2 separate regions of the Homo sapiens genome follow, and region 1 is linked to region 2. A link is a contact called in ENCODE Hi-C data. All regions are on one chromosome and are shown on one strand. Each heading gives the region's core, a stretch centred on a gene start or an enhancer-like site at or near the end of the contact. The rest is flanking DNA. Distances are from core to core; before and after follow the strand shown.

Region 1 (4,954 bases), core at 2,075-4,574, 130 kb after region 2:
AGTGTGTGGTGATCAAGTCAATGTAAGTAGCATATTCACCTCAAACACTTATTTTTTTGTGTTGAGAATATTCAGAATTCTCTGTTCTAACTATCTGAAAATATATAATAAATTAACTGTAGTCATCATATAGTGCTATAGAACACTAGAACTTATTCTTGCTATCCAGCTGTAATTTTGTATCCTTTATTCAAGCTCTCCCTATTCCCTTCTTTCCCCTACCCTTTCCAGCCTCTAGTAACCACTTTTCTACTCTCTACTTACATGAAGTCAATTTTTTTAGCTTTTGCACATGAATGAGAACATGCAATTTTTTATCTTTTAGTCCCTGGCTTATTTCACTTAATGTCCTTTGGGCTCATCTGTGTTGCCAGGAATGACAGGATTTCACTCTTTTTTTATGGTTGAATAGTATTGTGCATATATACTACACATATCCGTATGGACACTTAGGTTAATTTCATATTTTGGCTATTGTGAAGAGTACTGCAATAAACATGAGGGTGCAGGTATCTTTGATATAGTAATTTATTTTCCTTTGGGTATATACCCAATAGTAGGATGGCTGGATCATATGGTAGTTCTATTTGTGGTTTTTTGAGGAGCCTCTGTACTATGCTTTATAGTGGCTTTACCTATTAACATTCCCTCCACAGTATATATGAGTTCCCTTTTCTGCACATCCTTGCCAGCATTTGTGATTTTTTTTGTCTTTTGGGTAATAGCCATTCTAACTATGGTGAGACGGTATTTCTTTCTGGTTTTGATTTGCATTTTCCTGATGATTAGTCATGTTGGACGTTTTTTTCATGTATTTGTTGGCCGTTGATGTGACTTCTTTTGAGAAATGTCTATTTAGATTATTTGCCCTTTTAAAAAAATCAGTGTTTTTTTTTTTTTTTCTTGCTGTTGAATTGAATTCCTTATATATTCTGGATGTTAATCCTCTGTCAGATGTACAGTTTGCGGGCATTTTGACCCATTCCATAACTTGTATTTTCCCTCTGTTGATGGTTTTCCTCACAGAAGCATTTTAATTTAATATAATCCCATTTGTCTATTTTTGCTTTTGTTGCCTGTGCTTCTGAGGTCTTATTTGTAAAATCTTTTCCCGTACCAATGTTGTGAGAGGTTTCCCCTAAGTTTTCTTCTAGTACTTTTATAGTTTTGGGTCTTAGATTTAAATCTTTAATTCATTTTGAGTTGATTTTTGTATAAGGTGAGAGCTAGAGGTCTTGTTTCATAAGGAGAAACACTTTTGACTGGGTAGTGTAGAGAGGAGAAAATAAGTTTAATTTTGAACACATTGTGTTTGAGGTACTTGTGAGACGTCTGAGATTTTGTTAGAGTCAAATATGTGGATTTTGGAGGTAAGAAACAAGGCAGAGCTGGAGACAGAGATTCAGAAAGTGTCAGTTACCTTAGACGGGTTGACATTACCTAGGGGAACATATCACAGGGGAAGAGAACTAAGACAGAGCAGTGTGCCAGTTAGGTTTGAGTAGAGGAGGAAAAGTCTGCGAAAGAGACTGAGAATGCATGGGTAGATATGTAGAGGTAAACACTGTAGAATGGTGCTGAGATGAGCTAGAGCCCATAGATAATTTGCTGTCTTTCGCTACAAGGTGGTGATTTGTAACCTGAATGAGAATAGTTTTAGAAGAGTAGTTGGGCTAGATGAAAGTAGGCTTTTGAGTGATAGGCCAGGAAAAAAGTAACAGTAAGAGTACTGTTCATTGAGTTTCAATTGTGATTGGGAGGGAGAGAGAGATGAAGAGACACATTTCAACGTTAAGATGGAAGACATGTCTGAATGCTAATATGAAAGAACTATTAGAGATTAAAGTAACAGGAAAGATAAGGTATAATCAAGGTCTCTGAAAAAGCTGGAGGGATGAGATCCAGAACACAGATGACTGAATTGACATGCGGAATATCTTACATTATAATGGAAGTAAATGAGAAAAAAGGCTAAGTATGGAATCCATTTTACAGATTTGAATTCCTGACTGTTGGCTTCTGCTGCTTCTGCGAAATATGTGGTGGCATCATCTGCTGGTCATGGATGTGGGGAGAAGGTGAAATCTTAGCGGTAGGGGCGGCATTGACACTCGTCATTGTGAAGAGTAAAGAGGAACAGAGTAGAAGAGTAAAGGCTTGCCAGGCAAGGTTAGGTCCATTTGAGAATAATGACTATGAATTCTTAGTCTTTAGCACCCTAGTGCAAATGCTTCTGCGGTATAATCAGCATTCTGGATATAGGCAAGTTTATGTTAGGGATATATGCTGGGTTGGATTTTGGTAGACAGGATGAAAAAAGAACATGTGAAATAAAGGTGATGGGTCAAAATCTAGACTGTGTATATTGATGGCTAGGGAATAATTAAAGCAACCAGTGGACCAAAAGTCTTAATTGGTGTTCAGAAGAGATCTCTTGAGGTGGTTGAGTATGCTAGAATAATAAGAGGTTGTGATCAGAGAAGGGTATACCTGCATTTCAGCGATTGAGAGGTGATAGTGATGATGATATAAGATCTATACTGTGGCCAAAATGGAAAAGAGATACCACTGAAAGTGATGAAGTCAGTCAGTCGAGAGGCCAGAGTTCCTTTCCACTGATTCTGTCCACTCATTTTAAACGCATTTTTAAGTCTTCTAAGTGCTACTAACAAACCAGAACAAAACTTCTCTCAATCTTTATTCCTACCTTCTGTCCTCAGCAATTTAGCTATTTTTCTCTTTCCTTTTAAAACGACACTTCTTAGTGAGTCTCAAGATATTTGATATGCTCTTTGTTAAATCCAATTATATGTAACAGTTTTCATCCTTCTTGATTTGTCTTTCTTTTGCAGGATTACTCTAATGGTTATCTTCCTAACATGGAATATTTGTTTGTTTGTTTGTTTGTTTGTTTGTTTGTTTTTGAGACGGAGCCTGGCTCTGTCGCCCAGGCTAGAGTGCAGTGGCGCGATCTCAGCTCACTGCAGCCTCGACTTCGGGTTCATGCCATTCTCCTGCCTCAGCCTCCCAAGTAGTTGGGACTACAGGCGCCCACCACCGTGCCCGGCTAATTTTTTATATTTTTAGTAGAGATGGGGTTTCACCGTGTTAGCCAGGATGGTCTCAATCTCCTGACCTCGTGATCTGCCTGCCTCGGCCTCCCAAAGTGCTGGGATTACAGGCATGAGCCACTGTGCCCGGCCTGTTTTGTTTGTTTTTATTTGTTGTTTCTATTGTCACTGATTTCTCCTTTACCCACTACTCAAACGTTGGTTTCTCTAGGCACTGCTTTCAGTTCTCCTTTTTTTTTTTTTTCTCTTCTCATAAAATGGGGTGACTCAATGTTTTATTCTTTCATTAAAGACTTTCTCTAGGTGATCTCCTCCATTCCTTTGTCTGCAACCACAGACCAGATCTCTACTTTCAGTTCCTTGACTACATCTTCACCTACCTATTTCCTGGCTCTTGAGTTTTAGTATATCTAAAACAAAACGTATTATATATACTCCACTCTTGTTTATTCCAAGATCAGACAAAACACAATTTTTATGTTTTGATTAATGGATCTGGTCCATCCTAACTTCAAAGCTGGAAACCTGTTGGCATCTTCTGACTTTTTTCTCTTTTTTTTTTTTTTTTTGAGACAGGTGTCTTGCCCTGTTGCCCATGTTGGAATGCAGTGGTGAGATCTTGGCTCACTGCAAGACCCTCCACAATCACTTTGACCCTCTGGGCTCAAGTGATTCTTCCACCTCAGCCTCCTGAGTAGCGGGGACTACAGGTGTGTGCCACCACACCTGGCTAATTAAAAATTTTTTTTTTTTTTGTAGAGACAGGGTCTCACTACGTTGCCTAGGCTGGTCTCAAACTCCTGGGCTCAAGCCATCCTCTCACCTTGGCCTCCCAAAGTGCTGGGATTATAGGTATGAGCCACCATGCCCAGCCCTTTCTTATTCTTATTGACTGAGAAATCTTCAATGTGGCCCCTTGTCGTCCATACCACTATTGGTACTCTTGTTCTCACTTGGTTCTGTTAAGCTTCATTTGAGCTTTCCCAATGCTGCTATAATAGTCTTCCTAAAAATTAAAGCTGTTCTTATTCCCCTGCTTAAAAATTTCTCTGCTGTTTTATTTCTTATAGAATAAAACCTAAATAAAAGGAAAATTTTTGAGAATCTAGTCCCTTTGATCTAGAACTGGTATATCTCTCTACGCACCTTCAAATCTTTTGGCACATAAATTTCTCATTGATAACTTCAGTTTTGTTTTTGTATACCATGCAGTGTTTGTCTTTCTATACATCTTTTTCTGTTCTCCACAAGTTCCTCCATACCTCTCATTCCCCTGCCAAAAAAAAAGCCAGAAAGCAGAACTGAGTTAAGACCCGGCTTAGATATGACCTCCTCAGCGAAACCTTTTCTCTCACAAAACAAGGTGGTCATCTTATTCAAGGAACTATTTATTTATTTATTTATTTATTTATTTGACAGAGTGTTACTCTGTTGCCCAGGCTGGAGTGGAGTGATGTGATCTTGGCCTACTGCAACCTCTGACTCCTGGGTTCAAGAGATTCTCCTGCCTCAGCCTCCCCAGTAGCTGGGATTATAGGTGCCTGCCACCATGCCTGACTGATTTTTGTATTTTCAGTGGAGATGGGGCTTCACCATATTGGCCAGGCTGGTCTTGAACTCCTGACCTCAAATGATCCACCCACCTCAACCTCCCAAAGTGCTGGGATTACAGGCGTGAGCCATCGTGCCACCTTTTTTTTTTTTTTTTTTGGAGACAGAGTCTTACTCTATCGCCCAGGCTGGAGTGCAATGGAGTGATCTTGGCTCACTGCAACCTCCGCCTCCTGGGTTCAAGTGATTCTCTTGTCTCAGCCTCCCGAGTAGCTGGGATTATAGGCATGCACCACCACGCCTGGCTAATTTTTGTATTTTTAGTGGAGACG
Region 2 (4,336 bases), core at 1,194-3,693:
CACTTGAGGACAGTATAGGAAAACCCTGTCTCTACTGAAAATACAAAAAATTAGCCGGGCGTGGTGGTGCATGCCTGTAGTCCCAGCTACATGGGAGGCTGAGGCAGGAGAATTGCTTGAACTTGGGAGGTGGAGGTTGTAGTGAGCCAAGATCATGCCACTCCACTCCAGCCTGGGTGACAGAGCAAGACTCTGCTTCAAACAACAACAACAAAACAATACTAAAATCCAGATTACGGAAAATTCTGAGGACAAATTATATAGTTTCTTAAATAATTTGAAACAAAAAAAGGAAGAGGAAACTATTAAAAGAGACTTAGGAAATATAAAAATCAGCGGGGCGTGGTGGCTCATGCCTGTAATCCCAGCACTTTTGGGAGGCCAAGGAAAGCGGATCACTTGAGGTCAGGAATTTGAGACCAGCCTGGCCAACATGGCAAAACCCTGTCTCTACTAAAAATACAAAACATAGCAGAGCACGGTGGTGCACACCTGTAGTCTCAGCTATTTGGGAGGCTGAGGCAGAAGAATTGCTTGAAACTGGGAGATAGAGATTGCAGTGAACCAAGATTACACCACTGCACTGCAGCCTGGGCAACAAAGTGTGACTCCATCTCAAAAAAATATATATATAAAAATCAATCACCATGTATGGACCTTGTTTAGATCCCACTTAAAACAAAATATTCAAGATAATTTTGAAACAAAAACAATTATTCGTAGCTAAGCATGATGGCTCACACCTGTAATCCCAGCTCTCTAGTGAGCTGAGGCATTAAGATCTCTTGAGCCCAGGAGTTTAAGACCAGCCTGGGCAATATAGTGAGACAGTTGTCTCTACAAAATAGTAATAATAATAAAATTATTCCAAAAGATTAGTTGTGATTTGAACAATGGATATTTGATATTTTAGGGAATTATTGCTAATTATTTTAGGAGTGCTAATGGTTCTGTGGTTGTTCCATTTTATCTGTTGCAGCGTAACAGTGGCTTAAAGCAACGACCATTTTATTACATCTTACAACTTTGCGAGCCAGGAATTTTGAATAGGGTTCAGCTGGATGGTTTTTCTGCTTCATCATGGTACTCACTTGGCAGATGGGCAGATCTAAAAGGTCTAAGATGATTTGACTTACATGTCTGGTGCCTTGGAAAGGAAGACTGGAAGGCTAACCTCAACTGAGACTTTATACTAGAGCACTGACCTGTGATCTCATCAGCGTTTCAGGGTTTTCAGATTTCTTATATGGAAGCTTAGAGTTCTCAAAGGATGTATCCCAAGAGGTCCAGATGGCAGCTTCAAAGCTTCTTAAGACTTAACTTCAGAAGTGCTTAAATAATACTTCTGCCACATTCTACTGATCAAGCAAGTCTCTATGACCAGCTGAGATTGAAGATGAGGGGAATTAGACTTCCCCTCTCAAGAGGAGAAGTAAAAAACATGTAAGACCATCTATAATCTACCACCATGCTTATATTTTTAAAAGATTCTTTTATCTTTTAGAGGTGTATACTAACTAAAGTATTTATAGAAGAAAAATATGTGGTCTGAGATTTCCTTTAAAATATTTGGGGTAGTAAGGGGATGGAGTATAGATGAAAAAGGATTAGCCAAGAATTTAACATAGTTGGAGCTGGATGATAGGTATATGCGGAGTTCATTATATTATTCTACTTTTATGTATGCTTGAAATTTTTCATTAAAAGAGATTTCAGAGCTGGACACGGTGGCTCACACCTGTAATCCCAGCGCTTTGGGAAGCCAAGGTGGGCGGATCACAAGGTCAGGAGGTAGATACCATCCTGGCCAACATGGTGAAACCCCGTCTCTACTAAAGTAAAAAAAAAAAAAAAAAAAATTAGCTGGGCATGGTGGCACATGCCTGGAGTCACAGCTACTCAGGAGGCTGAGACAGGAGAATTGCTTGAACCCAGGAGGTGGAGGTTGCAGTGAGCCGAGATCATGCCACTGCACTCCCACCTGGTGACAAAGCAAAACTCCGTCTAAAACAAAAACAACAACAACAACAAAGAAATTTCAAAAAAAATAAAGAGTTTTTCCCCCAAAAGCTATGTAATGTGAAAGACAAGGCCACCAGAAACACCTCTGATGCCATGAATTTGGTATATATCTTTACTGTTATTGAACATTTAGAGAGCCTGAATAAATTACTACTATGGTAGTAAGAATTTGAGGGAGAAAGTTTCATTTCCTTAAATTACTAGTATGCAATTATATATATGGTTTGAATTTACAGATGCTTTGTATTTGATATATTGTTAGTAATTTTAGAGTTCCATAAAATGCTTTCAGTACCTAATACAACACAAGCCTCAACTGGGTGCTGGTTATGTGGCTTAAAAAGTTTACTTTTAAATAGTTGCATTGCTCACATCCTTCCAGGAAAAGAGTCAGCTATTTTTCAGTTAAAAATTAACATGCTTTAATAACCACATTTTTCCTTAAGGCATGATACCATGACTGAATTTTTTTCCACTCTGGTAGACTTGCCACTTACGGTATCTCTAATCCAGGCACAACTCAAATGAATAACTAAATGAAAACAAGAATTGCATGACATCTGAATGCGTAAAAGGCATGCAGCACTTTCAGTTTCCCTAAACTCTGGGTAACCACTTATTTTCATGTTCACTGTGTCTATTGTTGAACAATGTGCCACTCTAGATAATCTGATTCTTGCTGATCTCTCTTTATGCATAAAAATAGACAGGCCAGGCCACTAACACTTACATTACTAACTATGTGACCAAATGCCCATAACTACCACATTGGTATTGTTGTACCTTATGGAGGATTTCAAATCCACACAGTCTCTGGATTTGATGCCAACACTTTATGTTACACTGTAGTGAAAGGAAATCCTAAACAGTAGGTGGGGAGGTTCCAGCCCCGTTTAACAAACATATGGTGATTTAGAGGAAAAACTGCTTGGGGAGAAGACAAATGAAGTGACATTGGTGCCATGTTTAAGTGTAGCAACTCCCGTTCCCATCTCAACACTATGAAAGCCCTATCTGGAAGCATCTCCTTCCCACGATCCTTCCACAGGATGCTAAAGTAGGAAAACTAGAGAATGTATTAGATGAATTAGCCATGTGACCTGGAGGAAGACATTTACTCTTTCTATGCCTCAGTTTTTTTGTTGTTTTGTCTTGTGTTTTTGAGACGGAGTCTTCGTCTGTCACCCAGGCTGGAGTGCAGTGGCACAATCTCGGCTCACTGCAACCTCCGCCTACTGGCTTCAAGCGATTCTCCTGCCTCAGCCTCCCGAATAGCTGGGACTACAGGCGCATGCCACCATGCTCTGCTAATTTTTGTATTTTTAGTAGAGATGGGGTTTCACCATATTGGTCAGGCTGGTCTTGTACTCCTGACCTCAGGCGATCCACTGGCCTCGGCCTCCCAAAGTGCTGGGATTACAGGTGTGAGCCACTGTGCCCAGTCTATGCCTCAGTTTTATCATCTATATAATAAAGGCTACAATCTCTGTTTCACCTATCACACAGCACTGTTAGGACCATCAACTTGTATAATGTTCTCTGAAACAATTTTGAAAACCTTGTAGCTCTCTATAAGTTATTATTAGAATTAGTATTCAATATATATAAACATTTTTCTACTAAAAGAAATCTACAGCTATTTTACCCCTCCCAAAAAAACTTCTTCCTTTCCAGTCCCTCTGGTATTCTCCACCATTTTCCTTTAGACAATTAAATGCTATCACTTTTAAGATTAAAAGAAATAAAAAGGCCGGGCACGGTGGCTCACACCTGTAATCCCAGCACTGAGGTCTGGAGTGGATCACCTGAGGTCTGGAGTTCAAGACCAGCCTGGCCAACATGGTGAAACCCCGTCTCTACTAAAAACACAAAAATTAGCTGGGCATGGTGATGCACGCCTGTAATCCCAGCTACTTGGGAGGCTGAGGCAGGAGAATCGCTTGAACTCAGGTGGCGGAGGTTGCCGTGAGCCAAGAACATGCTATTGCACTCCAGCCTGGGTGACAGCAAAACTCCTGTCTCAAAAAAAAAAAAAAAAAATTCTGCTACTTTTGCTACCATTCAAAAAAGTCATAAGTACATTTTTTTTTTTTTTTTTTCTGAGACGGAATCTCGCTCTGTCACCCAGGCTGGAGTGCAGTGGCACAATCTCGGCTCACTGCAACTTCTGCCTCCTGGGTTCAAGCAGTTCTCCTGCCTCAGCCTCCCTATTAGCTGGGACTACAGGCGTGTGCCATCACGACCAGCTAATTTTTTGTATGTAAGTACATATTGATTAGATTCTTTAAAAAAATTTTTTAAATAGTTGTTGTGC

Evidence for each region. Hi-C counts contacts between places; a loop is a spot of excess contacts on that map. Pooled maps may share reads with other maps.
Region 1: a loop to region 2 is called in a pooled map, with 9 times the contacts of the local background. The contact joins two enhancer-like sites. A Hi-C loop is called at or near these places in 6 of 37 single-sample maps with no recorded cell type and 12 of 50 pooled maps.

The regions. Positions count from the first base shown.
Region 1 is chr2:113,920,432-113,925,385 of GRCh38, forward strand. All of the region lies in intron 3 of ACTR3 (actin related protein 3), which reads left to right. Among named protein-coding and RNA genes, the nearest start is that of ACTR3-AS1, 32 kb to the left of the region's middle. Within about 2 kb of position 3,325, at least 3 of the 41 ENCODE cell types and tissues checked have a DNase peak (open chromatin) inside an H3K27ac peak, as active enhancers do.
Region 2 is chr2:113,789,533-113,793,868 of GRCh38, forward strand. No RefSeq gene overlaps it. Among named protein-coding and RNA genes, the nearest start is that of SLC35F5, 35 kb to the left of the region's middle. Within about 2 kb of position 2,444, at least 2 of the 41 ENCODE cell types and tissues checked have a DNase peak (open chromatin) inside an H3K27ac peak, as active enhancers do.